2 separate regions of the Mus musculus genome follow, and region 2 is linked to region 1. The links are chromatin loops, found by intact Hi-C in ENCODE. Cell type or tissue: left cerebral cortex. All regions are shown on one strand. Each heading gives the region's core, and the rest is flanking DNA. Links, peaks and the distances in the headings are about the cores only. Region 1 holds the start of Ddx56 (DEAD box helicase 56). Region 2 holds the start of Ykt6 (YKT6 v-SNARE homolog (S. cerevisiae)).

Region 1 (16,264 bases), core at 2,748-10,747:
GGATACTGCCATGCTCACACCTTGGTGATAATGGACTGAACCTCTGAAACTACAAGCCGGCCCCAATTAAATGTTGTTTTTATACTTGCCTTGGTCATGGTGACTGTGCACAGCAGTAAAACCCTAACTAAGACATGGGCTAATATCCACTTATCAGTGAGTGCATATCAGTGTGTGTCCTTTTGTGATGGGTTATCTCACTTAGGATGATATCCTCCAGATCCATCCATTTGTCTAAGATGATGAACTCTCAATTCTGAACATCTCAATTCTGAACATGCTCCAAATGCAAGGGCATCCACATTCATTAAAGAAACTTTGCTAAAACTCAAAGCACACATTATACAATAATAGTGGGAGACTTCAACATCCCACTCTCATCAATGGACAGATCCTGGAAACAGAAACTAAACAGAGACACAGTGAAACTAACAGAAGTTATTAAACAAATGTATTTAACAGATATCTATAGAACATTTCATCCTAAAACAAAAGGATATACCTTCTTCTCAGCACCTCATGGTACCTTCTCCAAAATTGACCATATAATTGGTCACCAAATAGGCCTCAACACATACAAAAAATATTGAAATAATCCCATGTATCCTATCAGATCACCACAGACTAAGGCTGATCTTCAATAACAACATAAATAATAGAAAGCCCACATACATGTAGAAGCTGAACAACACTACTCAATGATACCTTGTTCAAAGAAGAAATAAAATTAAAGACTTTCAAGAGTTTAATGAAATGAAGACACAACATACCCAAACTTATGGGACACAATGAAAGCAGTCCTAAGAGGAAAACTCATAGCCCTGAGTGCCTCCAAAAAGAAACTGGAGCACACACTAGCAGCTTGACAGCACACCTAAAAGCTTTAGAACAAAAGGAAGCAAATTCACCCAAGAGGAGTAGACGCAAGAAATAATCAAACTCAGGACTGAAATCAACCAAGTGGAACAAAAAGAACTATACAAAGAATCAACCAAACTAGGAACTGGTTCTTTGAGAAAATCAACAAGATAGATAAACCCTTAGCCAGACTCACTAGAGGGCACAGGGACAGTATCCTAATTAATAAAATCAGAACATTATGAACTAACCAGTACCCTGGAGCTCTTGACTCTAGCTGCATATGTATCAAAAGATGGCCTAGTCGGCCATCACTGGAAAGAGAGGCCCATTGGACACGCAAACTTTATATGCCCCAGTACAGGGGAACGCCAGGGCCAAAAAGGGGGAGTGGGTGGGTAGGGGAGTAGGGGTGAGTGGGTATGGGGGACTTTTGGTATAGCATTGGAAATGTAAATGAGCTAAATACCTAATAAAAAATTAAAAAATAAAAAAAAATAAAATCAGAAATGAAAAGGGAGCTATAACAACAGAATCAGAGGGCATTTTCTTATCTAGTGATAGATATGGGAGGGCCCAGCCTACTGTGGGTGAGGCCCTGGCCAGTGGTCCTGGGTGCTCTAAGAAAGCAGTTTGAGCAATGCATAGGGACAAGCTAGTAAGCAGCAGCCTCCACAGCCTCTGCATCAGCTCCTGCACTCGGGTTCCTGTCCTCACTGCTTTTGATGATGAACTTTATAAGGAACTATGAACAAAAGAAACCCTTTCCTCAGTAAGTTGCTTTGGTTATGATGCCTCCTCGCAGCAATGGTAACCACTCTCCACCGCCAGCCCCCTGTGACAGATGGCCCTGCCCCTTGCCAGCTGCAACACTCAGGAGAGCAGGCTCAGGGTCTTGCCTGGGCAGCACAGTGGAGCTGGCCCTGAAGGGGAAGGCATGTGGGGGTTGGGGCGTGAACCAGCCCCAGAGTGGTAGAGTTGGCCTAACCCCTCACAGGTTGCACCTTAGAAAGGAAGGGCTAAGTCTTGACTGGGCAGCACAGTGGAGCTGGCTCGAAGGTCACGAGAGCAGGAGAGCTGACCCTGCCTCCTACTGATGATGGCACTGGGCAGCCTAGCTGGAGCAGAGCCAGAGAGCTCACCCTGATGGTGTGGATAAGGGAGAGCCAGCTCAGGACCATGCAGATCCCGGGCCCACCTCAAAAATCTACATCATTTGTGAACTGCCAGGGCTCATAAAATGGCCAGCCCTGCTGACCCAGAGCTGCAGGATCTCCATGACACACAGGCTAACTGGAAGGACTCAGTAAAGTGTCACAGAAGGTAGAGGCCTTAAACCAGACCAGACCATTGCAGACGTGTGGACAGGGGTAAACCGTGGGACGCACTGTGACATTACAGCTCCCTCAATGTTTTCTATGCTTTGTTTCTTTTTTTTTGGGGGGGGGGGGACGACGAGGCTGCAAGGGTCGGGGTGACAAGGAGATGGGTGGGACTGGGGTACATGATGAGAAACTTACGAAGAATCAATAGCAAGCTTAAGGGTAGTAAGCTCTGCATACTCTCCCTACTTAGACTCAGAAAACAGGGAACATTTTCTCCACAGCCTAAGTTATCTCATCCCAAAGTGTAGGCCTGAGTAACGGCAGGTCCCAGAACAGTCGCCAGCTACTGCAGTAACAACCCACACAGCTAGCCCTGTACTGCTGACCAGGCCAGGCTCCAAACCTGACCTCGCCCCACCTGCTGTGTGACCCCATCTTTACTGGATTGCTTTTGAATTTATTTATGGGGTATGGGAGCACAAAAGCCATTGCAAATATGTGGTCAGAGAACTTGTGAGAATCTCTTCTTTCCTCCCACCATGAGGGTCCTAAGAACTGGCCTTGGTTCACACACCTTACAGGCAAACACCTTTACCTGCTGAGCCCCACTGAACTACCCTAACAACTAGGTGGTTTGGGGCACATGTCCTCACCATGGTAAGGAAAGTGACAGAATCAGACAGTACCACAGGAACAGCAGGCATGGACCAACATCCACCTCAGTCCACCGAACTGTCCAGGGCTGTCAGCAAAGCAGGGCGGCAAAGGCCAGGAATTGCTGTTTTTGCATATGCTGATGCATGCTGTTCTGCATGCAGAGGTCACAGTGGGTCTTCTCTGTTGCTCTCCATCTTAGTTTTTAGGATCCAGTCTTTCCCTGAACCTAGAGCATCCTGTTTTGTCTACACTGCCTAGCCAGCAAGCCCTTTTGCACTCCCTCCCTGCCTAAAGGCACACAACGGTGTTGGAGATGCAGACTGCCACTCTGTCTTTCCATGGGTGCTGAGGAAGCACACCCAGGCCCTCACTACTTGCACAGCAAACACTTATCTACAAACCATCTTCCTGGCCCCCAGGGCTACTCTTCATCTTTTTCTCACTACAACTGAGCACAGGATAGCATGACACTGTGGGCTTCGAGGCTCTGGAATACATCTACCACTGACAATCCCCGTCTTCCCAGGCTACATACTCCAGCGTCCTGGAGACCCTTGGAGTTAAGACACAGAAACCCCAAGCCTCACCCTGTCCCTCCAGCCACACCCCCTGACTAGAACCAAAGCTGAACTTCAGGCTTGACTTCTCTTCTACCCCAGCCTGGCCTTCCGATGCCTGATAAGCAAGTGACAAGCAGCCAGGCAGAGAGTAACTGGTATACAGGACAGGTAGGAGGATGCTGAGGGAGGATGCAGAGCATCACCTCCTCTGAAGCCCCCTGCAGCCAGTGCTCAGGTTGGGACATGGAGGAGGGGTCTTGTAGGTGTGCATTCCGTATATTACCACTTGTGCTTCTGAAACAAACACACAGACTGTCACAATCTTTCATCCAAAAAGGGACGCTAGTTGCCTTGGCTCCCAGGGCTTAGTGATGTTTTCCTCTGAATGTGAACATGCGTATGCTGGGGAGATCCAGGGGCTTATGGTCAGGAATGCCCTGACTTAGAAGAACACAAGCTCTTCGGTCTGCTGATCTGGGGTGGTAGAACTGCAGGAACTACAGACAGGGCTCTGGGTCAGTCACAGCCCAACACTGGACCGGCAGAACCAGGACACCTGGCCTTGGCTTGCCAACTGAGGCAGGCAGCAGCAGAGCCAGACAACACCACCTTTTCTGTCAACTCCGGAGATTTGGGAAAGCAATCTTTTCCCACATTCCAGAGGGTCACAGCCCGGGGCAGCTGGAATCTTTATTCTGCTAATGGACAAAATGGCAGCCCAGTAGTACCAAGGAGATGGGGTGTCCAAAGCTGCTTCCTCAAAGTACAGTCTGTCCACACACTGAGCACCAGAATGTGCCCACAAACAGAGCAGAAAGCCCACTCCATCCAGGCCAGGATGCCCAATTCAGTGTCCTCAGGCTCAGGCAACCTCAAGAAGGCTTTGCTGCGGGCTTAGGTTTCTTTCCCCTGTGCTTAAAGTCACGCAGTGGGTTCTGGGCCTTCACCTTCTACAAGAGCAGAAGTCGAAAGTTAGTTTGATGAATCAGTCAGATGGTCCCAACAGACATGAGCAGTGCTGACACCTGACCAAATCCCTGTGCCACAAGCCAGAAACTGCTAGCTGCTGCAGACGTGAGGGAGGCTACTGTGGGCAGACACAGGGCCTTCAGGCAGCTGTGCGAATACCACAAACCCACCCCCATTCCTGGGAGTCCCATCCCTCCCTCAGCTGCTGAAGATGCAGGGCATGGTGGGAAGGAGCACTGCTTCTGTGCCAGGCATCGTGGGAGACGTACCTTAGCCTTCCTAGAGAAGGGCACCTTTCTCCGTTTCTTTCGAGGATGTACAAGGCCACGAAGAGCAGCAGGAACTGGAAGAGATGCTGGGCCTCAGGGATGGCCTCACCCCTACTTCAGCTACACAGTTCTCTCTATAGCGTGAGACCTGGCTTTCAGTGCTGGCCACTCCCTTCTCAGCATTACTCTGTACACTTACAGCACAGACTCCAATTCAGTCTAGCAGTGGTGGTGCACACATTTAATCCCAGTAATCAGGAGGCAGAGGCAGGAGGGTTTGAGTTCAAGGCCAGCCTGGTCAATAGAGTGAGTTCCAGAACTGCCAGGGCTAAACAGAGAAACCCTGTCTCAAAAAAACATAAAGTGGCACAGTGGTTAAGAGCAATGACTGCTCTTCTGAAGATCCCGAATTCAAATCCCAGCAACCACATGGTGGCTCACAACCATCTGTAATGGGATCTGGTGCCCTCTTCTGGTGTGTCTCAAGACAGCTACAGTGTATTACATATAATAAATAATCTTAAAAAACAAAGCAACAACAAAAACCCATAAAGTGGGGCCGGGGGAGGGGGCTGAAGGGAAGAGTATCCAATACTCAATTACTTGTTATATGTGCGCAAACAGAAGATTAAAGTTAGTTCCATAGGCTCCCACTGTCTAAATCATGTCTGTAGTGATTACATTTAATGCAAAGCACACATAACAAGAGAAGCTATGGCATATTCATAGCAGAGTGTGTACACGGCACAGAGAAAGGGAGGGAGGGAGGGAAGAAACGCCTACAAGGGTGAGGCATTTAAAAAGAGAGAAGTCAGAGGGTGGGTTCTCTTTGTGCTGCTCCTGAACTGCAAATTCTCTAGTCCCTATTACTGCTCCTCCCGTTCCCTCTGTATTCCACCCCAACTTCACAAGATCTTGGGCCTAGCCTCAGAGCAGGCACCTCAACAGGATAGGCCACATCTAACATGTCAGACCTTCCCGGATCTTGCAAACTTCCTGGCTCACTCTTAGTGAGTGACTTTGCTCTTAGTAGGTGCTTTAGGCCAAAGGGAGCCTCCTAGCATTTCTGACACAGACCAAGGGTGGGGTCATCTCCAGCTCACTATCCCTTAGAAGCCTGCCTGCAGCCCTAGGTCTGGTGTCATCTTTCCTGGGCCCTTTCACACTCAAACCTTGTCGGCCCTGGTATGTCTCTCCCATACCTTCCTGTCACCTGTTTTGTTTTGTTTTGGTTTTTTGAGACAGGGTTTTTCTACATAGCCCTTGTGGCTGTAGAACTCCATCTGTAGACCAGGCTGGCCTCAAACTCACAAAGATCTGCCCGTCTCTGCCTCCTGGGTGTTAGCATTAAAGGCGTGTACCACAACTGCCCAGCCCTTCTGTCACTTCCAAAGCAGCAACATCACATTAGCAAACTGACTCCATTACAGGCAGGTAGGATCAGGAATGATGGAGAGCCTACGCTAACTGGCCGGCCACCGTCTTATCAACTCTTCTTTGTTTATTGTAAGCATGGAAGGCAGGGATACTCACTGCCAAAAATACCCCACACTACACATCCAAAGGGAAAGCCCAGAGCCTTCCTGAGTTGTGAAGGACCAGCTAGCTTGAACAGATACCTTCCCTCCCTCAGCACCGTGTGCCCCCCTCATCTGCCCCTACCCTCAAACCACAGTGGTTTCAGCTTGGTGCCTGCCAATCTAGAGTATTCCCCAGCACAAGGTCCTGAGTCAGGACTCTCCCTCAAATGTGCTCAGCATCCTGAGAACACGGGAAGCCAGTCACTGGCTCATTTTCCTACTCAACCAAACCCTGGAATATGCCACCAACTCTGCACAACCAGTTTCCTCATCTCCACAATGCAACCCAGTTATGATGAGATAGACGGGTGGAACACAGCTGCACGAGCTGGTACATGGAGCATGGTTGCTCGTGCTCACGTACTCTGAACTGCCTGGTCTCTAGTGCCCTCACACACAAGCTGTCCCAGCACCAAGCACAGGAGCTGGTGGAAGATGGCCAAGAGCGAGGCTCTGTCCTCCAGACTTCTGACCCTCAGCCACACTCACCCAAATAGTCAGGGACATGGCCCAAATGAGGCTTCACCACTGCCGGGTGCAAGGGCAGATCATGGCGAAGTAGCTGAAGGTCTCTGGGGTTGTCTTCAAAGTATGTCTAACGGACAGAGAGCACAAGATTTAAAATGCACAAAAAGCGTCACAGTGAAGTGAAGTTTGCCTACCACTTTGTTCTTCATCCTCCTTGACAGCAACTGCCTAGGACGAACCAGGACAAGCTTCTCATGGCTTGCACAGTTGCCCTCTGCTGGCCAAGCAAGGCACTGCATGCTGTAGCATATCCAGACAATGCTACCTCCAGGAAATCTGTCTACTCTGGAGGTCCCTTCTCACACACCAGAGTTTCACAATGTGGGGCAGCTAGAGCCTTTATTCACGCACTGATGCTAGACTAGAGTCTCCAAAATGGGTACAAGGATATACCCTGTACAAGGACATGTCTGTTTACTTCTCTAAGACACAAACATAGGCACTCTGAATCACTTAAGCTTAGTTATCTTCTTACAGACTGTTCTTCATCAACACCAACAGCCTCTCCACACTCTTCCATGTCTTTGTAACAGCTAGGTATGGCTTGTACATTCTAAGAACCCTAGTATGGACCTTACAGGGCTTCCAAATAATGTTGTAATGATTCTAATAGTATTCCCAATAATGTTGTTCACACATACACTATGTATGCTCATTTATAATTAACCGAGTGCACACTGTGAAGTGTGTCTACCACCCTCCCAGCAGGACAGCTGTCTTTCAACTGGTTTCCTACCTCTCCCTGCCAAAGGCCAGCAAACCATTCAGCTGTCCGCTCTCACCTTGAGCTCCAAGCCCTCACCTTGAGCTTCTCTGAGTGCAGAAGCTCCTCCTTGATCTCCTTCAGTCTCGCCTCTCGAATGGCCTGCTTGGTCACTGAGCGCATGGCATCCTGTGGGTAGACCAGGGGTGAGACGGCCTTAGACCCGCGTGTTCATCGATGGGGTATAATCCCTGGGTCACAGCTCACTCCACAACATCCCTCCTCCCCACCTTTGTCAAGCTTACCCTGCAGCGATAACGAAAGCTTTCAATCTCCTCCATCTGGAACTGGTATGGAAGCAGGATGGGGGCCTCGCCCTCTGGGGAGAAGGCAGTTGTGAAGGTTGAGGGCAGGGCCCATGTAAGGCCTTCCCCTGGTAGCCTCCTGCTCCTCTTCTCTGAAATGAGGCTGTACCATGAGACTCAGCATCACTGTCTTTGAGTCTAAAAGCAGCTCCCAAAACACTTAGGTTAGGGGTGTGTGCTTCAGCCCGGTGTGCCTGTCATCAGCCTCAGGCTCACAACCCACCACCCACAAGACTCCTCATGATGATGGCTGCTGCCTGCAACAGGGCACACGTCACCCACTCAAAGCAACTGAGTCCAGACAGAGCAGAGTATTTAATTAACTCCTGACTATGAAGCAGTCAGTGAACATGGCAGAGTATTACTTTAGTCACTATATGAAAGGACATAGTGTCTGTCATCGGGGAAAGATGATAATGGACAGTGGTAGAAGTCTGCTATCACTCCAGGTTTCTCAGCATTTTACACAGAGCCTCATTATATAACCCAGGGTGGCCTCCAACTAGCTATGTAGCCTGGGCTGACCTAGAACTCTCTTCCCACCTCAGGCTCCAGTGCTGGGAGCCTGCTATATATAAGGCTTCCTCCTCTCATTTGTCTTGGATTTAGAAAAAGATTTATTTATTTTACTTTTTTTGTGTTTTGCCTGTATGCACATATGTATACTGCCTACATGCCTGGTGCCTGCAGATGCCAAGAGGGTGCTAGAGTTACAGATGTCTGTGAACTGTCAAACAGGTGCTAGGAACTAAACCTGGGTCCTCTAAAAGAGCAGCAAGTGGGGCTGGAGAGACAGCTCAGAGGTTAAGACTGCTCTTCCAGAGGTCCTGAGTTCAATTCCCAGTACCCACATGGTGGCTCACAACCATCTGTAATGGGATCCAGTGCCCTCTTCTGGTGTGTCTGAAGACAGCTTCAGTGTACTCACATACATACATACATACATACATACATCTTAAAAACAGGAAAGAGCAGCAAGTGTTCAGCCACAGATCAACCTCTCAAGCCCCATTCTTTGATTTAAAAATAGAAAAAAAAAAAAAAAGTTCTTACTATGTATCCCAGCCTAGCCTCAAACTGTCAGTCAGCCATCCTGTCTCACCCCTGTGCTCTGCAATGAAAGATGTGCAGTACCATACTAGACACTGGAGTTGCTCGCCAGGTGAGCTGGGAGAAGCCCGGCTCCTAGACTCGCAGTCATACCACGGGCTCTTACCTCCACTCAGAAGGTCCTCAATCTTTCCCAAGAAAGGCTGTTCCGCGGGCAACACAAAGGTCAGAACTATGCCTGGGTTGTTGGCTCGAGCTGTCCTGCAGAGGGAGAAGATCAAGCGTGTACCACTAGCCCACAGGATCTGTCCTTCCGCACGCCCCAGCTCACCCCACGCCCCATCCTCCTACCTGCCAGCTCGATGGACATAAGCCTCTGCGGTGGGAGGAAGGTCAAAATTGAGGACCGCAGACACGTGGTGGAAGTCTATGCCCCGAGCCACACCTGACTCTGGATCAGAGGCCCTGAGAAAATAACCTGGTATCAGACAGATACTCACCCTCTGGGAATGTGTTCTCACATATATCTCTAAGCCATCTCTCCTCTAAGCAAAGCTGAAAGACCTCCAAACATTAGAATCACTCCAGGAGCTGGGGTGTTGGAGGGTGGACCGGAGTTCTGACATGCAGGCAAACCTGTGCCCTGACCTTAGCCCTGGGCAATAGCAGAACATACTGACCCATAAACCGCCTCTGGGACCCTGACACTCTGTGCTGCACATGTGGGCATCACCCTCTACTCTATGTCTGCCCAGGAAGCTAAGCAAGGGCCCGTGGGACTGCCAGGTATAACCACCGAGAATGTCTGACAACTCACTCACTCTATGCACTTTGGCTCAGTCTTACAGAGGCTGAAAACAGTCCTCTCGGAGGAATGATGAAAAAAGAGAACCGTGGACTCACTTGTTTCCTTTGGACCCGCGGCCTCGACGTTTGCCTTTGACTTGGGGTCCCAAGATTTCAGCATCTGTCGCTATGACGCAATCATACAAGCCTTGGTTGAACTGTGAGATGATGTGGCACCTGCAATCCAAGGGGATGACCAGCCTGACCCTAACCATCCTCCTTCCCTCTCTCTTTACCTCCTTTATTATCCTCAGATCCGCACCTCAGCCTCCTCAGCTGAAAACTACAGCACTGACCTGGAGAGATGGCTCAAGGACTAAACGCTCGGCTGCTCTCCAGAGGACCCAGGTCCTAGTCCCAGCACCCACATGGCAACTAATACTCCGTAAATCCAATGTCAGGGGATCCAACACCCTTTATGGCCTCCCTATGCATCAGCTACGCACGTAGGACACATAAACCACACAGGCAATAAAACACCTACACTCGTAATTTTCCTTCCTTCCTTCCTTCCTTTCTTCCTTAATGGAGCAGCAGCTAATTATTTCAGAGTTGTCATCATACTGAGAGGCTAGCTCCTAGCAAGTGGTTACAGAACAGAAAAGGGATCTAGGTGTATAACTGAGTGGTTGAGTGCTTACTTAGCAAGAACAAGGCTCTGGGCTCAATCCCTCACACTGCAAAGAGGCGGGAGGAGAAGAAATAAGACCAGCTGTGTGAGGCAGCCCACAAATTTAATCTCAGCACTTAGAAATCTGAGGACTGCTCTAAATTCAAGGCTAACTTGGACTACAAATACAGCATAACCCATCTCGTAAAAGGGGAAAGAACCAACTGGGTTCTCCTTCCATGTTTCTTCTCAGCTTATCTTTATCAAGACAGACACAGCGGACCTGGAGCGCAGTGGGAGTTCTCCGTTGAGCACGCAGGAAGGAATGCTGAACTGTTCCAGGAAAAGACGGAGCCGGTAACCCCTCTCTAGAGTGTTGACAAAGAGCAAGGCTTTGCCCCGAATCAGTGACAGCTTGAGCAGGGCATACAGCAGCAAGAACTTGTCCTCTTCTGTCTCACAGACCACCTGAAATTGCTGGAGCTGGTCTGGCCCCGGCAGCTGGGACTCCTGTAACTTGAGGGTAACCTAGGAAGAGGACAGACCTGTGATCAGGAAAGAGAAGTGGTTCTGTGGACACTGCCTCACTAACCAAAGCAACTACATTAGTGCAGGATAGAACATGTCTTTAAGGGTTTTTGGTGTGTGAGCCACTGCCCCATCCCCCACCCCACCTCAGGGCTGTAACCTAAGAACTCAAAAGTACCCTAACTATTGTGGTATTAGAAACAAACTATACATACAGCATCAGTGTACAGCACAAAGACAAACATTGGGAGTAGACAGGATACAGAATAGAAGCCTGCACAATGGCTGGAAGTAGAAGACTGAAATGTACACAAGGGGAACTCTGGTCTTAGAATTTGGCTCCCTTTGGAAACGTGACCCCAAGTGACTTCCAAGCAAAGCACAGTTTGGACTAGGGAAAGCTATAAATATATAATGACTTCAAGTGACTTCCTTTCAGTGATTAAGAATTAGGAAAGACATACCTAACAAAAATAGTCCCCCCGCAAGCGCCAGAAGTTTCCTGAGAAGGATCAACAAGTTCAGAGACTTGGGTCTCAGTCCCAGATGCTCCACTTACCGGGTTATGCAGTACCAGCTCCTTCAGAGTTTGTACATCCTCATTGAAAGTGGCCGACATGAGAAAAGCCTGGTAAATCCGAGGCAAGTGACTGAAAGAAAGAACAGGGCTTGATCAGGCTCCAGCCCACCCATTCCACTCCAGTCCCAAGTCCAGACCCTTGCAGGTCTAGGAGCCACTTCTGTTTCTTCCTTACCAGAGAAGACTCTTGAGTTCATCCTCAAAGCCAAAGGAAAAAAGAAGGTCAGCTTCATCTACCACCAGCAGCTCTAGGGAGTCCCGGAGTTTCAAGGTGTTCTGCTGCAAGTGGCTTAACACTCGGGATGGGGTTCCCACCACCACATCTGGCTTCTCCATCAACACAGCTCTGCAGGTGGCAAGGATTTAGCAGCCAGACCCTCGCCCTGGCAGACCTGCCCAGGCTAGCCACTCACACCACCAAGGGCACACACTTGCAAAGCGTTCTCCCTTTGGAGGCCTGCAGGTTTCACCCACCTCTGAGAAGCTGAGTCTTCTGCAGCTGAGACGTTAGCCACTCGCACATCCCGAGCACAGTAGGCAGCCAGTTGCTGGATCATGGCCTGGGCCTGCCGTGCCAGCTCCTTGGTAGGAACAAGAACAAGGCCTCTCACAGCCTGCTCCATTACAGGACCTGTCTGTAAGAACACCAATTCAAGACCGTTCAAAGTACTGGGTCCGCCCAAACAGTCAGAACCATGTACTGCAACACAACCACCTAGCTGTGTCCTGATAAACTCTTAATTCTGCCCACCTCACAGCACAGGGGGCAGAGCTTTCCCAGGCACTCAAATTTAGAACTTGCTGAAATCACTTAACGTACTACGGAGCTGATGAGTCCCCCTCTAGATAAAAGGTTACTCAAAATTACAACAGGATGGCGGTCGTGGCACCAAGGCCCGGGTTGAGAGCCAAGTAACCTGAACTCCAGCTCAGAGATTAAGCTGCAAATTGACCAAGTTCTCTATGGGCCGCCTAACACTGACACAGGACCTATAGGAGGAACCTTGGCACAGTCGGGCACTTCATTCCCTATTCTTTTGGAGCGTCCTGCCTCATACTCACTGCTCCTCTCGCTACCCACCGCCTTCTTGTGGAGAAGCGACTGAAGCATCGGAATAGCATAAGCTGCGGTCTTCCCGGAGCCTGTGCGGGCGCGGGCCAGGAGGTCCTTCCCCTCCAGCGCCAGAGGAATGGCCTTTTCCTGGATCAACGTAGGTCGCGACCAGCCCAAATCGGTGACAGCCTAAGAAGGAAGAGGACGCAGCTCAAGCGGCGTGGAGTACAGCGGCACACCGGGTAGCAGCTCCACAGCCTACCCCATACCTGCAGGAGCCGGGGATCCAGGCCCATGTGTTCAAAACCCAGCGCTTCTTGGTCCTCCATGGCGTGACTCCACGCTGTCAGTGCGCACGCGTAGGGCGGGACAAACCAACAACTAATCAGCTCTGGAAGGTACGTCACTTCCTGGAAGTACTTTCTCCTGGGTGTCCGACGTTGCTACCAATTTGTGCTGGCTCTGCGCAGGAGCGTTCCGCAATGCTGTCCCTTGAACGCCCTCCGAATTGTGGATGCCTCTTCTCTGGCGCCTCAGCCTTCCCTGACCCACAGAGTGACGTGGGCAGGGCTTTGCTAGGTTATGGTTGGGATCGACCGCGTTTTGGCTAAAGGGAGGCAGCCGCCACTTAGGCACATGCGCAAAGGAATTAGGGTTCTGTGGGTAACCAGAGGCAAATCTCACTGGGCAGAAATCGCGGCACAAGTTGCTAACCTAAGATAAATGTTAAATCAGGCCTTCAGCTACTATGAAGATTTTCACAAATACTGCCAACACGCGGTGCAATCCTTAACAGCTCTTAGAAGAAGAGCCAAGTTGACTCGAACCCTTCCTGGGACCATCTTTCCCAGAAAACGAAAATCAGACTTTGTTACACATGTTAATAAGGCCCATTCTTTGAGAATTCCTTACCAGGGAATGTCCTTAGGACTTTTTCTTCTGTTTTTGTTTTTTTTTTGTTTTTTTTTTTTTGTTTGTTTGTTTGTTTTTTTCAAGACAGGGTTTCTCTGTGTGGCCCTGGCTGTCCTGGAACTCACTCTGTAGACCAGGCTGGCTTCAAACTCAGAAATCCGCCTGCCTCTGCCTCCCAAATGCTGAGATTAAAGGCATGTGCCATCACTGCCTGGGGAAGATTGATTGATTGGTTTTTTTGAGACATGGCCTCATTATGTAGTGGCTGGCCTGGAACTTGGTAGGTAGACCAGACTGGTTTGACTCAGCCTCCCTAGTGCTGGAATTAAAGGCATGCACTACCACCCTTCCTTGGGACCTCTTAAAACACCTAAAGCCAAAAAAGTGTCAGTTGACCTTAGGCCCATTTCTTCTGGGCGCTGTAACTATTGTTAGGGCAATAACAGAAAAGAGATTGGTGGGGACTAAAAACATTTACCAACAGGGTCTTATAGTGACCACCTATTAAGAAAGGGAAAGCCCTCCTGATAACAGGAGGGGCTGAGCTGAAGGAAAAGACCAATAAAAGGGGTCATTAAGTGGGCAACAGGATCAATGTAGAGCACTTCCCTAGCGTGCATGATGCCTTAGAGTCTCAATCAGCAGCAAAGGAGAGGAAAAGGGGGAGACTTAAGGTGGGGCTAGAAGCCTAACTGCAAAACGCTGGACTCTGGCACCTGTGACTGCAGTGAGCTCAAACTGATGATCTAGATCAGTGCTTCTCAACCTTCCCAATGCTGCTACCCTTTAATACAGTTCCTCACGTTGAAGTGACCCCCATCCAGAACATCATTTTTACTATTTCACAACTGTAATTTTGCTACTCTTATGAATCATGATGTAAATGTGTCTTTTCTGCTGGTCTTAGGTGGACCCTGTGAATGGGTTATTTGACCCCTAAAGGGGTCATGGCCTACAAGTTGAGAATGACTGATCTAGACTAACTCCCTACTTTAAAGTTATCTGGTCAGCAATCTTGGCCATGCTGAATGGCATTCACAAGTTTCAGGAGTTAGGATGGAAATACCTTTGAGGCAGTCATTTTCCTACCTACCATATCCCTCACATACACGACTGAATCTGGCCATAACTGAATGCTGCCAGAAATCTGTTTGTTTCCAAGGTGGGGATAGGGGGTGTGGTGGAAAGGAATCAACAGGAAAGAAACTTGCTTGTTCAGAGCTTGGTGCTCCAATGTGTTTATTGTGGACAAACCCATCGATGCCTGGCCTGGCCTTTTCTAGCCTCTCGCTCTCTCAGGTCCAGTCTACTTTGCTGGCTACAATTCTTGAGACATCAGAGCAGAAAAGTTGCCTCATGTTGCCGGGCAGTCGTGGCACACACCTTTAATCCCAGCACTTGGGAGGCAGAGGCAGGCGGATTTCTGAGTTCGAGGCCAGCCTGGTCTACAGAGTGAGTTCCTGGGCTACACAGAGAAACCCTATCTCAAAAAAAAAAAAACAAAACCTCATGTTGATCTACACATCTAAGTCATCCAAAGGACACTTTATTTCTGGGCATCTTACCACACAATAAAACCCCAACACTCGAAGATCAGAGCCAGGAGGACCCTGACTTAAAGACCAACACAAGCTCCACCTCGGGACTCTCAAAAACAATAGCCGGGCGCGATGGCACACGCCTTTAATCCCAGCACTCTAGAGGCAGAGGCAGGTGGATTTCTGTGAGTTCAAGGCCAGCCTGGTTTACACCAAAGCTATAATAAATACCTTGTCTCAATCACCTAAAAACAAAATAATTCTGACATCTAACTTCTAATACTAACTCTAACCTGAAGAAAACTACAAAGGTATTTTAAGTACCTGAGGAAGTTTTCTGGTGGTTAAGTGGCCATCCAGAATAAAAATAGGAGGGATATATAGAATCTTTTGTTCACTTTTTTGCCTTCCTCTTTACAAACTTAAAAAAAAAAAATTGCATATACTCCAAGTGTAAAATATGTTTGCATATATGGTAGAGTACCTACACACAAAAAAATTTTTAAAAAAAACAAAGGGAGAATTTAGTTCTATTAAGTCAGAAAAAGAAATTTAATAAATATTCCAAATAAATATATAATAAAATTATGAAATAAAATATCAAGAAGAGGCAACTAATTGCATGAGGCTCGTACAGAAGAGGGTGACTGAAGCTCAGTCAGAGCGGTTTACTGTTCAGGAGCCAACACTAACCTGTTGTTGTTAGTTCTTTGCAGTATTTTACCGATGAGGGTGACTTAGCACGAATGCCCACTGAAGTCCACTCCAGGTTTTCTCCAAAGGTAAGCAGTCGAGGCGGCAACCTTCTTTCCCCCACCCCACAACCTTTTTTTTGGCCTCACCTCTACCCACAATCTATTATTTCACATCAAACACAGTTAACTATGTTTTATTTCATTGGGAAAAAATTTGCATAAAGAACCAAACTCTGGTTCCCTTGAAGAAAATATTTATCAGGTGTGGTGACGCCTGCCTCTTTAATCACAACATTTGGTAGGCATACTCACGGAGGATCTGAGGCTAGGCTAGTCTACATCCGGAGTTCCAACAAAAAACGAACCTTCAAACGTTTACCACTGCTTAAGTGAAACTGGAGCATCTGCCACTCTCTCCTGACACTGTGAGCCTGTGGGAACGGACTCACAAGCATTCCAGAGAACTCTTGTTGGCCGTCTGACAGGGAGCTGCTGTCTGGCCCCAGAGTGCCGAAATCACTGCATGGCAGTTTTTAAAACTGTGAATGAGTAGAATGGATAAGGTCTGGACTGGTGGTTTTCGCTAGTTACAGGGAGTGATGATGATTCAATCAGGAAGGAAAATATATAATTTATC
Region 2 (16,264 bases), core at 5,229-13,228, 300 kb before region 1:
CTTCATGAGGTAGCTACCTTTTCCTTCTTGGTGGCCTCCATCCTGGCTCTGTCATCCAGCATCTGCCCAGCCGCCAGCCCAGGTGAGCTGGGACCCCTCAGTGTTCCGCAGCAGCTTTCCAAAGCAGAAGTAGCCCAGACTTCCCCCACAGAGTCACAGCCAGCCCCGGACCTCAGAGAGCTCTGCCGTCCACCTCAGGCTGGTTGAAGCCACAGCTTCCTCTTTTTCATTGTTCACTTCTGGACCCCTCCCCACCAAGGCCTCTTCAGGCCCAGCGGTCTTCAGGAGGAGCCATGTGGTTCCTCAGTGTTGACTGACTTTCTTCCAGCTCTGCTGAGCTGTGAGGAACTGGTGGCCTCTAGACGGACTCAGCACAAAAGGTCTCTCCCTCCAGTGGCTTGGGGATGGCTTTTGAGTAATGAGGCAACAGGTAACTCTCTGTCCCTCACGCCTCAGCTTTCTTCTCTGGGCTCAGTCACAGTCGGTGCTTCTGTTCCAACCAGGTGTGGAGTAGATGTCTCCTGTCAGGGCCTCTGTGCTCCTGGGAGGGCCTGTGGTTTCTATGGTGACCATTGTCTCATTAGAGCCACCATGCAGAAAACTGGGACTGATTGCCAAAGGCCTCTCTACTCCTGTCACCATGGTGACCACTCTGTCACCCTGTCACCACAGTGACTGCCAGCTTGGTAGACATTACCACCTGCTTAGTTCCCAGGTCAGTGCCTTGGTGCCTATCACACTAAGGAGCAGAGCCCTCTATATCTGAGAACCAAAAGAACAGGAAAGGCATGCTTGGCTGCCAGCCTGGAGGAAGCTTCTTGTTGCTTGTCTCTTCTTTTCCCTTTCTCTTGGTCTGAAGCCTGAACTGGAATGGCGGACCTGAACCGCACTGGCTCCACACTCTGTGTGTTTCTATTTCTATGCCTGGAAGCCTCAGACCAGGACATATCTGTTGTTGAAATTATGGGGGTTTTTTGGTTAAAGATTTATTTATTTATAATTATAAGTACACTGTCACTTTCTTCAGACATACCAGAAGAAGGCATCAGATCCCATTACAGATGGTTGTGAGCCATCATGTGGTTGCTGGGAATTGAACTCTTAACCACTGAGCCATTTCTCTCCAATCCCAATGTTTTTTTTTTAAGTATTCATTAGCATATGTAAACTGTATGCAAAATAATGGGTTTTATAATGGCATGTTCATTTAAGTATATCATCTATTTTGGCTATAAATGTGCGCGCACACACACACACACACACCCTCTCTTCCCCTAACTTGCTATTCCTCTGGATTTCTTCTTTTAAGGATTATTTGTTCAATAATTATATTACTATTGAACTGTTTCCTACCTATCAGTTGTGGAAAGTATTTTTATATTTCATCTAAAATATCTAGTAATCTTTTGTTTGCCAAGGGTGTTGTGTTTCCCAACAAGTTACAACTCAAGTTCTGCTCAAGTTACAACCTGATAAATAGTGTCTTGCATCATACAGAAGTATCTATCCACGTCGTGGATTCTAGTCTTTTCTTATCTGAGGGATTAAGTTTTTGTTGAAGAAAGCTTTTGCCACACCCAAGTTGTTAAATTAAAAATATTCCTCTACATTTTATTCTAATATTTTATTTTTTATTTTTTTTAAAAGATTTATTTATTTATTATATGTAAGTACACTGTAGCTGTCTTCAGACACTCCAGAAGAGGGCGCCAGATCTCGTTACGGATGGTTGTGAGCCACCATGTGGTTGCTGGGATTTGAACTCCAGACCTTCGGAAGAGCAGTCGGGTGCTCTTACCCACTGAGCCATCTCACCAGCCCATTTTTTATTTTTTTATAAATTAAAAGATAATTACATCACTTTCCCCTTCTCACCCCTCCTTCCAACTCCTTCCATACCTCCATGCCCACCTTGCTCCCTCTCTAACATGGGGCCTTTTCTTCTTTGTTATCATTACACACACACACACAGCTACAATCTGTTCAGTTGCGCTAGTATTACTTTGTGCATATGATTTCAGGGCTGACCATTGAGTATTTGACAACCAGTTAGGGGGCTCATAAAAGGGAGACCCAATTTCTCCTGCTCTCCAGTTCCTCTGCTGTCTGTAGTCTTTGTTTGGGGTGAGGGCCTATGAGATTGCTTTCTTCCGTGTAAGCAGGTCTACTGGTGCTGTTAATGTTCAGGGCTTGTTCAGGCAGCCATCTTGTCGCATTCTTGTGGATGAATCTTGCCTATCATTTCTAAGACACACAATCTCACTGCAGGTTTCCCCACAAACTTTTCAAAGCACCTATTTAACAAACAAACCAGTCCTTCTGTGACTATGTCTGGAGTATCTGGTATTCTGATGGCACCCCAAATGTTCTGGCTACTCTCTCCTTCCCCTTCTCCTTCTTCTCCTCCTCCTCCTAGTCCTCCTCCTTCTCTTCTTCTTCCTCCTCCTCCTCTTCTTCCTCCTCCTCCTCTTCCTCCTCCTTCTCTTCTTCTTCCTCCCCCTCTTCTTCCTCCTCCTCCTCTTCCTCCTCCTTCTCCTTCTTCTTCTTCTTTTTGGTAAGGAACAGTATTCTTCACATTTTTATCATGGCATCAAAAAATCCACAAAGTTTCGAGTCCACATCTTCAATACCAAGTTTCCACACGTCATAACGTCAACATTTCTTGTACAACATCTAGTTAGCTAACCATTCATAGCAACAGGCTCTTACATTCCATTTTATATCCCTGTACTGACTGCATCCAGTATTCATTATTAGCACCTACATGATTTGCTAATACCATGGGTTAAGAGCATTCGTATAGAATCTACCCTACTTGGCAATATTTATTAGGAGGATGAAAAGGCCATTATCATAAAGGTAGCCCAAACACCACAGTTTTTTTCTTCCACTCCTTAAAGGCAGATCGGTTTGAAAATAACATATAACCAATGTTCTCAGATGGGACCCACACGCACTAAGGCTGAGGGAAGTCCATGCAGGCTGTGGAGCAGGAGGATTGCCTGCAGGATCTCCTGCCTGCTTCTCTGTTTTCTCGGAAGCCTCCCGTCTGAACTTTCTGTGAGGTGCTGACCCGAAGCCATCAAGTACCATGGATGAGATAAGCCAGCTGCCTAAATGACCATGTATTCCCAGTTCAAGTGGCTGGCATCTGTCCAGTACAGCTTGTCCTCAGCTGGGAAAGGCTGACTCTAGGAAAAATATGGCTTCGGGAAAGCCCCACGCAGGGAAGGCAGTCTGAAAATACCTGTTTCACTGATTCCAAAAGCTCCTACATGTTCTGACATAGCCAGTGGCAGACATGAAATCTGTGGTAGGCCATGTCTATCCTTCTTGTTGCTTAGACAGTCCAGGGTAAACTGGTACACCCCAGTGAAGGGGAAACTTACTTAGTATGACCAAGGCCCTAGCACCAAAGTAGATATTCACACACCTAAAGCTTGATAACTGGTCTCATAGAAATCTGACTACCCAGGCAATCCCTTTCAATACCGTCTTGATTTCTTAGGGGCTCTGCTGTGTAGCTGGGATGAACACCTCTTGTGAGCATGGCAAAGCTTCAGAGGCAGGTAGGTGTTTGCTGTATCTACTGGGCAAAGTCATAGGACCTGGGTCTTTCATCATGGACACTGTTATTACAAATATGTTTTCAAAGAAGCTTTTTAAAAACTAGGATCTAGAGAGATGCCTTGGTGGTTAAGAGCACTAGCTGCTCTTACAGATTCTATGCTTGGTTCCCAACACCTACATGGCAGCTAATAACCATGTGGAACTCTAATTCCAGGAATCTAAGTATCTGACGCCCTCTACTGGCCTCCTCGGGTACAACGTAGAGTAACACTCATGAAAAAAAAAACCCTTAACATTTTAATTATAAATATATATATCATCTATAACATTATTACTGTGTGTTAGTGTGCATGCATGCATATGAATGAGTATTCAGGGGGCTGACGTGTATGTTATTGTGTGCATGTGTGCACGTGGGACTTGGATCTCTCCTTCCACCATTGGGGCCAGAGGATCGAACTTAGGTCATCAGGCACGGCAGCAGATGCCTTTACCCACTGAGCCATCTCTCCTGCTCTGCAAAAGGGCTTTTCTTTGACATCTCAGGACTCGGGGAGGCTGGACATAAGAGCTCCACCATCCCACACCAGTGATGCTATGCTTGTCTTGTCAATGAATTATTTTTGCAAGCTTTTCTCTCCCCATACTTTCAGGTTTCTTGAACAAGGACAGAAATTTCTGGACGCTCTCCATCTGCATCACTTAATCTTTTTTCTTTTTTTCTTTTTTTCCCCGCATTTGCTCTGTCTTTGGCATCGTGATGAATAACCTTGCTTTTGAACTTGACCGCATCTGGAATCAACTGCTGGGCAGTCCTGTGAGCGCTTTGCTTGAGCAGATTAAAGGCAGCGGGAAGACCCACCTTAACTCTGGGCAGCAAGCACCTCCTGGTGGTAATTCATATGGAAGGATGTGGAAGAAGGAAACTTGGCTTGTCGCTTGCTTGCTTTTGCCTTCCCTGGCTAGGTCACCTACCCTGCCACCGCAGTATTTCTACACCTAAACCAATTTAGGGATTCAAATGTAGGCTGAAGACCAATCTCTCTAGGAATCAACCAGACTTTCAGCACAAGATTAAGTTTGCTAAGACATCCAGTCTTGTGGTTTGCTTAAATACCAGACTCTATGCTTCTCCAGTGTGAGACAGCCACTGTTGGACTACTTACACACACAGCATCCTGAAGCCAATCTAATAAGTCCTCTCTTAATATATATGTCCTATCAATTCTGTTCCTTTAGAGAACTTTAATACATGTATAATATGTTCATATACAAGCATGTATAGAAACATATATATGTGTTCATAGATATATATAGATGTAGATATACTTACATGTAGGTATGTATGCATATGACCTCTTCGGAGTAAGTTGTATACATAGTGTTCATCTATTTATGTTACTGTGTGTTAGTGTGCATGCATGCATGCACCAGAGACTTCTCTTATAAGGTCAGGGCAGTCAGTGACTGAAAGCTGGAAATAAAGATATAGTGCTCTTATCTAATCTGTAGACCTTGCTCAGATTTTAGCCTCCCTTTAAAGCTCTGCTTCTAACAGCCTCAAGGGCACCTTCGGCCTCTCATGAGGCTTGCTTCCTCTTTCTTTCTTTCTTTCTTTCTTTCTTTCTTTCTTTCTTTCTTTCTTTCTGTCATTTAACGTAATGGTGCAAATAACCATCGTCGTCATTGTTAAACATCTGCAATGAGCAGGACTTGGAATTTGATAGTTTATCACTTTTACCAACATGTCTACAAAAAAGGTATTTTTTGAGTCCAACAGATTGGGGGGGGGGGGTAACTTTTGCGGTGCGGAAGTACTGGGACCGAATTCAGGCTGGATAACAGCTGGGGAAACGCAGGGGAAAACAATGTCATTTGAAATTGATTAACAAGCTTGGCTTGGGGAGTTCGCATATCTCTAGATGAGACTTCCTGGGACCAAGGGAGGCTGGGTAAAGTCAGAGAAAAGCAGGAAGAGGTGCCAAGAGTGGCTGTAAGGGAGTTTGATAAGCATTTTGCTGTTCACATTGGAAGCCCAAGGTCTGCTTCTTGCTATCAATTTTCTTAATCCACATCTCTTTCTGCAAGGTCACTATCCTGGTAATTTTGTACAACTTTGGATAAAGAGGCTTTCTTCAGAAATGGTTCTCCGTCTGCCGCCTGTGGAGCCATGGTGTCAGTGCAGGTGAATATAGCTGACACCTCTGGCCGCCTGGCTTGTCGAACAAGTGTGTCCAAGCTGAGTGGCCATAGCCAGTGACGTTTCTGATTTTTATTATTGCAAGAGAAAGGATGAAGGGCCTTTCTTTTAGTCGTCTGTACTTGGGACACCCAGGGAAGAGGTTGGGTAGCCTGGTGCTGTTACACATAGAATGCAACAAAAGTATAGAGTGGGGACAGCTACGGGTTGTTTTTCTAGCAGAATGGGGAAAAAAGAGCGATGGTACGGCACAGCACTCCCCACCGGCAGCCAGGGTCCGCGCGACAGCCCGGAAGGGAACCTGCGCCAAGGCACTGCCACGCAGGCGGAGACCGAGCCTCCTGGCGCCGACCCGGGCGGACGCGGGCGCGCCCCGCCGCTTAGCTACCCGTCCGCGCACGCGCGTACCCTGCCTTCGGGCCTCCGAGGAGCGGCTGGAGCAACTCGCCACCGGAACCGGAAGTGGGCCTTACTCTAGGAGGAAGAAGCCGGCCGGGCCCCGTCAGGAGGCGGCCGCCGCTGTTCTGAGGGACTGTGGCCGCGCTCCTGGGAGCGGGTCTGGGGCTCAGCCGGCGGCCCGAAGGTGCGGCGCCATGAAGCTGTACAGCCTTAGTGTCCTTTACAAAGGCGATCCGAAAGCGGTGCTGCTCAAGGCCGCGTACGACGTGTCTTCCTTTAGTTTCTTCCAGAGGTCCAGGTAAGTGGGCCGGGCCCGGGTGGCTGGACCCGGAGTCCAGGGAGTCGAGTCTCTCGAAGGGCGAGCACGGCTTTGGCCTCCCTCGGGCGGCAGGCTGTACCTGAGGAGTCGTTAGCAACCCTGGGAAAGGGCTCTGCCCTACGCGGTATTGCCCAGTTGTAGAAAGATTGGAAGGCCATTGATTACAGACGCGCTGCCAACTGTTCTGATCTGGGATCTCCGGACTCAGAAATAAGTATGTTGACTACGCCTCGCACCCTGTGATTTAACCAGTGTTTGGTGTCTTAACCTTTGTATTTCGTCGTTGCCAGTGGTTCTCACCTTCCTTGCGCTGCGACCCTTTAGTACCGTTTCTCATGTTGAGGGAACCCTCCCACCCCCAACCATAAAATTATTTTCGTGGCTACTTCATAACTGTAATTTTGCTACTGTTATGCATATGTATTTTTGGAGATTGAGGTTTGCCAAAGGGGTTGCAGCCCACAGTTTGTGAAAGTCGCTGGTCAAAGCTCTTTCCAGAAGTTCTGTATGGAGGTGTTTCTTTTATGAGTAAAATCGTTGATTCCTCAAGGATTGGGAGTCAGGGGTCAAACTCATTCTTTTTAGTGTTTGGGCCTTGATTATCAGGAAGGGTCCACACTGGTAGCTAGGCAGGAACCACTGGATTTGTATTGCTTGTAGGCATGTAAAGGATTGTGGGGTGCTTTAATTGTAAGCTGCACAGATACCCAGTCTTGTGGGAGTGACTCAGACACAAAAGGAAAAGGGCCCAACAGGGTAGGACCTGTGGTCATCTTGACTCAACGTCTGGGGAAATCTGCTTGTTCAGGTTGTGTCTCAGCTTTTGATGGTTCTAATGACTTCATATAAGTGGGATATATAGTAGTTGGCTTTTTGTGTCCCACTGATTTTACTAAGCAGAATGACCCCAAGGTTGACCTATGTTTCTGCAGATACCAAATTTTTCTCCCCTTTAAAATATATACAGTATTGAGTTTTATGTAAACACTATGTTTTGTTTATGTATCCATCCGCTGATGGACATGAGTTGCTGTGGATTATAGTTATGTGAATAGTGTTTGCCAAGGGGTTGGAAGGTAGCTTGAGTGGAGAAATAGTTCATTCAGGAGACTGCTTGCTGCATGAGGGGCCTGGGTTTGATCCCAAATACATCAAAAGGAAAAACAAACAAACCAACCAACCAACCTCTGGGTGTCCTGACACATGCTTGTACTTTCAAAGCTAGGGAAACAGAGACAAGGTGATGGGGCTCAGGGCCTGATGACTGACCCGCTGGGGATCATGGCGCCTGATGACTGACCCGCTGGGGATCATGGCGCCTGATGACTGACCCGCTGGGGATCATGGCGCCTGATGACTGACCTGCTGGGGATCATGGCGCCTGATGACTGACCCGCTGGGGATCATGGCGCCTGATGACTGACCCGCTGGGGATCATGGCGCGATGACTGGCCCCCTGCTCAAGCCTACTCTGTGAGCGCATAACCAACTTCATCCTAACAAAGGTGGATGGCTCCTGAGGAAAGACTCCCTGCGTACACATGCAGCTGCACACAGATGGCACGTGGATGCTCAGATACACAGAGACACAGCTTACAATTTGCTGTGGTGTGCACCCCTGAAGGTGGAATTGTTGAGTCATCTCTGGCTCCGTTTGCTCTTCCTGCTCCTCTCCTCTGTGTGCCCTGGCCCCTGCTCTGTGCTTGGTGTTCTTCTTCTGGGATGGAACCTGTGGTGCCAACTTGGCTCTGGATCTTTCCGTTTTTCTCTCTCTCTGTTTATATGGAGGATTCTCAGAGCTTCACAATGCTATCATCTCATTCTTTGACACCCTGATGTTATCTACTGTCAGATGACTAGCAGTGAAGCAGAGAGACACATGTTCCAGTTGAGTGAGACCCCGCAGTCTTACCTTTCATGTCACTGTGATTACTAAAGTCTCTCACAGTTAGTGCACTAGTAGTAGTCCCAATCACACGACTGTCATCTTGCTCTAGATAGCTCTTTTTTTGTTTTATTGCAAAGGCTTTCTTGAGAATTAAAAAGGAAATATTTTTGACTATTTTCATCATGTCATTCCCTCATGATAATAATAGTAGTGTATTATGTGCCAGGTAGTGTTTCAATTGCTTTGTGTATATTAACTCACTCATAACTATCGCACCAGTCTTGATTTTACTATCGAGGTCAGCACAGTAATTTGGGTGACACCTAGTAAGACTTGAAATCTCAGAGCTAGGTCTTCAGATATTGTAGTTAAGAGTACTGTAGTGCTGGACACAGTAGTGCACACCTTTAGTCCCAGCACTTGGGAGGCAGAGGCAGGTGAATCTCAGCCTGGTCTATGTGAGAGTTCTAGAACAGCCAGGGCCACATAGACCCCGTCTCAAAAAATGATCAACCTTGAACTGATGGCCTTGGCTGCCCTTGATCATGCATCTCCAGTTGAAGGTTTCTCACCTGTCCTCTGGCTGGACCATAAATTCTTTTATTCTGGTCAGATTTGTACCTCTCTTTGGGCCCATGATAAACCACTATTGCAGCTTCATATGAGTGACTCCCACTTCTACCTTGACTAGGCTTTCTTTCCATTTCCTCCACAGTGTCCAGGGCTTCAGCAGACCTGAGCTAGCTCTCACCTAGTAGGTCTGTGACATTCCCAGCCAGGATCTGTCCTGTGGCCATAGTACTAGCAGGCATGCTTCTTTCTGCCTGACAGTTTTTACCACTAGTGTTTTTCTAGAGCAGTGTATTTTATTTATCCTGGTTCTTGGAAATTCGAACAGGAGGTGCTTTCTGTTTTGACACTAGAACCCAGACATGTTAAGATTTCAATCACAGTTTTATTTTCTGTGTGCTTGTGTGTGGGTACGAGTGTATCATGAGATGCCTATGGAAGTCAGAGAACAACCTGTAGGGGTCACTTCTCTTCTTCCACCATGTGGGTTCCAGGGATCAAACTCAGGTTTCCTGGCTTGACAGAAGGTGCTTTTATCCAAAGAGCCATCTCACTGGACCCCAAATCATGTTTTGAGTGAAATGTTAAGATAGCTGTAGCCTGAAGATTTCTCAGACAACCTGGCTGGTTTGTTGTACGCAAGTGTGACATGAATGGTGTTATATACCTTCGTGTTCATTTACATTGGGTTTAATACTGTTTCTAAGGTTAAGAGGGAATGAATAAAACCAAGAGAACCTCGGAGGTCACTTTCCACTGTGTTGGGGACAGTGTGACCGAAAGAAGGTTGTAAATATGTGTTATATTTCCTAGTGTGCAGGAATTCATGACCTTTACAAGTCAACTGATTGTGGAACGCTCGGGGAAAGGCAGCAGAGCTTCTGTCAAAGAACAAGGTAAGAGGACTCCCGCCCCTCTGAGTGCTGGCCTGGCTGTCACACATGCTGCCCGTGCCGTGTGACTGCTCCCAGGCCTGTGCTCCTCTGCTACCGCATGTCCTCGCCTTGCTTCTCCTATCCATAAAGAGCACTAAACCAAATGTTGAAGTCCACACTTGCTGCACCCTGATGTGCAACTGCACTTAGACAGCTTACACTCACTGCTCGTTAGACTCTGGCTCTCCACCTGCCCCAGCCTGGCAGGCCGAATAGTGATAGGCGCTGATTCTCTGGTCCAGCAGCAGCCATCACATCCTGCGTTCCCTCCCAGAGTAGAGCCTTCAGAAGAAGGTTCTAGCTTGCACTGAGGTAATACTGTGTTCCTTAACATTTGTTTTCTTTCTTCCTTCCTTCCTTCCTTCCTTCCTTCCTTCCTTCCTTTCTTTCTTTCTCTTTCTCTCTTTCTCTCTCTCTCTCTCTCTCTCTCTCTCTCTCTCTTTCTTTCTTTCTTCCTTCCTTCCTTTCTTTCTCTCTTTCTTTTTCAGCAGGATCTTTCCTTTATTTCATAATTCAGGTTTTGGATATCAGGTTGGAGTATTTATTTCAGACTGATACACTTCACAGACAAATTTGATCTTACATGAATTTCTTGAAGCATAAACAAAGATGACCTGTCCTAATCAGTGGCCTCAGGATAGAGTTCCTGAATTGATGATAGATCACTGATCTGTATACTGGCTGTATATTCTCTGTGAAGAGTTTCTGTCCTGTGACTACCATAGAAGTGAAAAAGACTCGTGACTATCAGTGTTCTCTCCTTCCTGCTGTCTACCCTTCACAGTTTTATCCCATAAGGACCATTTCTCACCCTGGCAAGCTTCTTAGTTTCCATGGAAACTGACTCCATGTTTGGATCCTTCTTATTTGGGAATGTATATGAAATAAGATGGTAATTCCCATCCCTCTCTGTCCTTGTTGATCTCTGCTTCTCTCGGATTCCAGGGACTTACACTCTTTTCCTCTTTTGTTTTTCTTTCTGTTTAACATTGGAATCTTCTGGGTCAGCTCCATAAACAAGAGGTTGGTTTTGTAAGCTCTCATCCAAGGTTCTTCTGTTCTGGGGATGCGGTTAGCCATGTCATTTCTGAATCCTTTCAAGGGATGGAAATCAACAGTCCTGTGGATTATGATTATTTTCAGGCTTTTCTGCAAACCATCCCCTCTGTAATCATAAGGCAGCTTTAGTGCAATAACCCCAGAGACCTCATCCATGGCTATCTGGGCTTTCTCTAGACAGTTCCTCCAGCCACCCACCACAGGCTAGAGAAGGTCAAACTGTGTTGTCTTATTACAGGGGGTTGAAGCCCTAGGAAGTCATTTTCTGCTACTCAGCCACCCTGTCAAGATTATTTTAAGAAAGGAGAAGCAGCTTGTCCTGTCTGGTATTCCCTCAATTTAGGAACAGCACGGAGCCGGGGAGGGCCATAAATTGCCAAGACGTAGCCAGACCTGGCCTGGGCAGTGATCTAGACTTGCTCCTAGGGAAATTGTCTTTGGTGTGTTTTTCATCCCTGGCAGCTCATTTAGATCCTGCTACACACATACTATCAGGGGATCTAGGATATTAAATAGTCAGAGCTCCTGGGTGTGGCCCATAGAACTGTGGTAAAGAGCCTTCTCGTAGACCTCGCTCAGAGCATTTAAGATTCAGAATAGTTCAGAGTGGCTCTGTTTGAACTAGAAATCAAGAACCAGCATTATGATGCATTGGCAGGTTGACAACAGTCTGAAGCCCTCCTCTTATGTGAGATCTCTTGTCTCCGTAGAGTATCTTTGCCATGTCTACGTCCGGAGCGACAGTCTGGCAGGTGTGGTCATTGCTGACAGCGAATACCCTTCCAGAGTGGCCTTCACCTTGCTGGAGAAGGTGAGTGTTGTTGGACTAGATTGGCTGGGATGTCAGGTGTGAGACAAACTCAGGTGGGTGCAGAGTCTGAAGCACGAGGGGTGAATGTTCCAGAAGCCACGGTTTCCCCATCCCGTCTATCCAAGCCAGGAGACATTTGAAATGCTGCCTCTGTGTATTTCCTCCTTGGGGCTGACTCTGGCCTTCAGGTCACCTGTGTCCTGCTGCTGGATTAGGGCCACTGCTGCCAGCCTCTGCCTGTGTTTCTGCTGAAGGTTCCGGGTTCTCTTCCTGTTGTTCCTGCAGGCAGTCACTACAGCTTTCTCCACTGGCTTCCTGCAGTTTGTTTATTTGTTTGTTTTTGAGACAGGGTCTTACTGTGTATCCTTGTTTAGCCTGGAATTCATAATGTAGACCAGGTTGGCCTCAAACTCAGAATTTCACCTGTCTTTGTCTCCTGAGTACTGAGATTAAAGGCATGTTGCAGCACGACAATCCCTATTCACTCCATGGAGTTTAGCACCCAGTGACTTCTCACTATAAACCCTGAGACAGAAAGCACTGCCCTGTCCCTCATAGCACTGAAGCACTTTTCGGCACATCCAAAGACCCAGCCCACTTTTTCTTTTTTGGTTTTTCGAGACAGGGTTTCTCTGTGTAGCCCTGGCTGTCCAGGAACTCACTCTGTAGACCAGGCTGGCCTCAGACTCGGCCTTTATCTGCTTCTGCCTCCTGAGTGCCACCACTGCCTGGTAAGCTCACTTTCTTGAAGAGTTACTTTGGAAAACTAGAGGGCTAGTATAAAATGAGGATGCTTTTAGCATCCTCAGATGAAGTTTACCTAATACTCGGCACACTTTACATCTGCTTCTAGACTACTGAGATATATTTTAATGATAAACATTCAAAAAGAGGAACTTGAACCTAGAGAGTTCCCTTGCCATTGGATGTCTGTGTATCCTGGGGTGCCCTGGAGTCTCATGTGGGATGAGCGCTGTCGGGGAAGGTGCTTCACCGAAGGTACTAGGAAGTTGGGTGGAAGCTATGTTGCGTCTCCTTTGTTTTGCAGGTACTAGATGAATTCTCCAAGCAGGTGGATAGAATAGACTGGCCAGTAGGATCCCCGGCTACAATCCAGTACACAGGCCTGGACGATCACCTTAGTAAATACCAGGTAAAGAAACACCATCTAGAGACGTCCCAGAAGCTGTGGGACCTGGAAAAGGTCCACACCCGTGGTAGCTCAGGGCTGATGCGCAGGTGAATGGTCTGTTTGAGAACCACAGAGAAATCGTTTCAGATAACCCTAGGTTTTGAGTCCACTGTTCTGTGCCTTTTTATTGTGAGAATTGGTAGTTTCCTCAGTTCAACATTGTTTATAGGTAACTACTTCAGTCTCAACCTTGACTTTGTTTTGTTTCCTAGAACCCCCGAGAAGCTGATCCCATGAGTAAAGTGCAGGCCGAACTGGACGAGACCAAAATCATTCTGGTAAGCAGGAAGGGTGGAGGGCAAACATGACGCCAAAGCACAGGAGGATGTGCGCTGACCAAACACAGCGTCCATTCCTACGTAATGACAGTCGCAGCATGCTTCAGGAAGTGGTGGCTGCCACTCCACCAACTTTGTCACTCTCCCTGTATACCTCATCTTACTTTACAGTGCCCTCTACTTGGAGGGGACCAGGTTGGGAATCAGTGTGGTCCTAGTAAGCATTGTGCCAGTGAGCTGTACCCTAGCTTTGAGCTGACGTTTTCTGCTGTATGAATTGCCCAGTTATGTACAGGAGTAAAGGACAGTGTGGCTGACTCCTCAGTTGGTATCACTCACACCAGTGGACAGCTAGCTGCCTGGCAGTGGCTGTCTGGGAAAGGAAATGGACCGGGCAGCAGGACTGCTCCTCAGAGGGCCTCCATCTCTGTCCTCCTGTTTCCACAAGGCAGATTGTAGTGCTGACAGACTAGACCTCATCTCGAGGCTTCCTGTCACGGTGCTGTCAGTGAGCGTGTAACCTATTGTGTATTTGATATGTGTGTGTAAACTCTGAATTTGGAAGGAGTCACATTTTTAAATGACAAAAAGGAAAGTAGTTGAGATTTGCTGTTACTCATTTAATCCGAATGTCCAAGTATCTTTCCATCACATCTTTAGTATAAAAAAGTCATTAATACAGTGTTACCTTTTACAATTTTTTATTTTATATGTAAGGGTGATTTTGCCTACATGTTATATCTGAGCACTGCACAAATGCAGTGCCTTTTAATGCAGAAGGCATTGGATCTCCTGGAACTGGAGTTAGAGATGACTGTGAACTGCCATGTGGGTGCTAGAATTGAACCCAGGTCTTCTGGAAAAGCAACCAGTATGATTAGCCACTGAGCCAGCCATCTCTCCAGTCCTAATAAAGTTTTCTGCATGCTGAGCCTGAGTCTCTGAAATGTGTTATGTTTGCACTTGAAGCACATATTAGGACTTGTCTCAAGTGCTTGGTAGCTCTGTGGCTCCTGGGTCAGATGACACAGCTTTCTCACTATGCTAGTCTCCTATGGATGCTCAGACTTAATCATGAGCTGTATGACTCCAAACAACAGCCATGTGTTCCCTCGTAGGAGGCTGGGGCTTGATGTTGAAGTTTGAGCCAGACTGGTTCCTTCTTGGGGCCATGTGAATAATGTCTGTTCCAGGCCTTTCTCTGGTTTCTGGAAGTTGCTGGCAGTTCTCACTGTTTCTTAGTTTCTCCTGTGTCATCACATGGCTTCTCTGTGCCTGCATCTGTAGTTTTATGAAGATGCTGGTTATGTAACTAAGGCCACCTAACCCTGCACCACTGCTTCTTACGCGTATGACACTTGCAGAGACTTTATCTCCAAGTACAGTTTCATTCAGAGGCTCTGGATGGATGTGAATTTTAGACAGCCATTGTTATCCTGGTACGGTCACAGAGCACTCAGATATGTCTTTCTTGACACACAGAAACCTCTCTGCACATGTGTGCTTACAGTACACAAGTGCAATACAAACATGCTTTGTGTGAGCTTTCCTAGAGCAGTGCTTATCTCAGTCTGTGCTGGGAAAAATTATGGGAAAGCCACCGGGTCCTGTGCTGTTGACTTGACTGGAGTATCTTCTGGGCCTGGGTCTCAGTGCTTGTTGTGTCTGTTGGGTAGGGGCCCAGAGGAGGCACTTCTAGCCATTAAACTTCCATGAGGGCCTGCTGTCAGCAGACACTTCACTGCACAGAGCCAAGAGTTCTCCTCTCTCTCTCTCTCTCTCTCTCTCTCTCTCTTGCCTAGCACAACACCATGGAGTCTTTGTTAGAGCGAGGCGAGAAGCTTGATGACCTGGTATCCAAGTCAGAAGTGCTGGGAACACAGTCGAAAGCCTTCTATAAAACTGTGAGTAGCTCTGCCTGGCCCTCCAGGGCATCCCTGTCTACACAGCCACTGCACCTAGTTTCTCTAGCATTCTTTATGAGGGCTGGCCCTTTATTTAACCAAGATGAGATTTGGGTACTACTCCTTGGGATATGGGGACCTAAAGCAAGTGCTTCGGCTCCAGGGACGAGCGGCGTACACTGGGGCATCCTGCTGCTTGACCAAGGCTAGGCCTTGCTGGTTTCAGAGCTACCACCCACTTCCCATATTGGTTCCAGCTTTGGTCACCAGGGTTTTCCTAATTCCTCTGGTGGGAGAACATTTGGGCATAAATCCTTAAGATACCAGCAGTTCACGTCTCTGAGGTGATTCTTAGTTCTCTATACATTTTCCTTCCATTGGCAGGGTACCTCCTGCTGACTGCCTGCTTCTCTCGAGGCATTACGTAAATTTCCAGTTGTGAACATTTCTGTTGTTTTGTTTAATATGTATGGGTATTTTGCCTCATGTATGTATGTGCACCACATAAATGCTTACTGCCCACAGAGGCCAGAAGAGGACATAGAATTCCCTGAACTGGAGTTACAAGTGGTTGTGAGCTGCCGTGTGGGTGCTGAGTTTTGAACCCTGATCCTCTGGAAGAACAGCCAGTGCTCTTTTTGGGGTTTTTTGTTTTTGTTTTTGTTTTTGGTTTTTGGTTTTTGGAGACAGGGTTTCTCTGTGTAGCCATGGCTGTCCTAGAACTCACTCTGTAGACCAGGCTGGCCTTGAACTCAGAAATCCACCTGCCTCTGCCTCCCAACTGCTGGGATTAAAGGCGTGAGCCACCACTGCCTGGCATAGCCAGTGCTCTTAACTTCTGAGCCATCACCTTAGCCCCAACATTGTGTTCTTGGCCCACTGTGGGACAATAGTAGAGATAAGTCTGCCTATGCATATTTATGTTGAGTTGCAATGTTGGAGGAAGATGATCAGGTGGGGTTAGAAGGGTGGGCTTTGGCCAAAAAGCAAGAATCGGTTCAGTAGCAGCTGCTTGCTGCAGACATGCGCAGAGACCATACTTCTCTGCCAAGGCAGTGATAGCACTGCTGAAAGACTCCATCAATCCAATTTCCACGATTGCTTCTTTTGCTTATACATGGTCTGATTGTAGGAACTAT

What was found. Peaks named below come from ENCODE experiments on the same cell type or tissue, not always from the same donor. Only the 100,000 strongest peaks of a DNase experiment are listed, where the experiment ranks them.
Region 2: it touches region 1 in a loop (2.3-fold over the local background); 3 of 42 quality-filtered maps call a loop at or near these places.

Annotation. Positions count from the first base shown.
Region 1 is chr11:6,254,909-6,271,172 of GRCm38, forward strand. It overlaps Ddx56 (DEAD box helicase 56), which reads right to left and starts at 12,821. Exons shown (of 14, transcript NM_026538.3): 1 at 12,752-12,821; 2 at 12,510-12,671; 3 at 11,903-12,063; 4 at 11,604-11,774; 5 at 11,408-11,498; 6 at 10,604-10,848; 7 at 9,768-9,887; 8 at 9,216-9,329; 9 at 9,031-9,125; 10 at 7,755-7,828; 11 at 7,549-7,638; 12 at 6,708-6,813; 13 at 4,639-4,712; 14 at 2,637-4,350. The coding sequence starts at 12,811. The coding sequence ends at 4,273. It overlaps Tmed4 (transmembrane p24 trafficking protein 4), which reads right to left. Exons shown (of 5, transcript NM_134020.1): 5 at 15,806-16,264. In left cerebral cortex, for the core only: CTCF peaks have their summits at 5,114 (motif pointing left) and 6,975 (motif pointing left); a DNase peak (open chromatin) is centred at 6,966.
Region 2 is chr11:5,949,538-5,965,801 of GRCm38, forward strand. Ykt6 (YKT6 v-SNARE homolog (S. cerevisiae)) reads left to right here and starts at 6,221. Exons shown (of 7, transcript NM_019661.4): 1 at 6,221-6,467; 2 at 9,760-9,842; 3 at 11,651-11,751; 4 at 12,800-12,904; 5 at 13,156-13,221; 6 at 15,024-15,125. The coding sequence starts at 6,364. It also overlaps a transcript of Gck not described here. In left cerebral cortex, for the core only: CTCF peaks have their summits at 5,736 and 9,400; DNase peaks (open chromatin) are centred at 5,799, 6,188, 9,936, 10,703 and 2 more places; H3K4me3 peaks cover 1,978 bases; H3K27ac peaks cover 4,106 bases.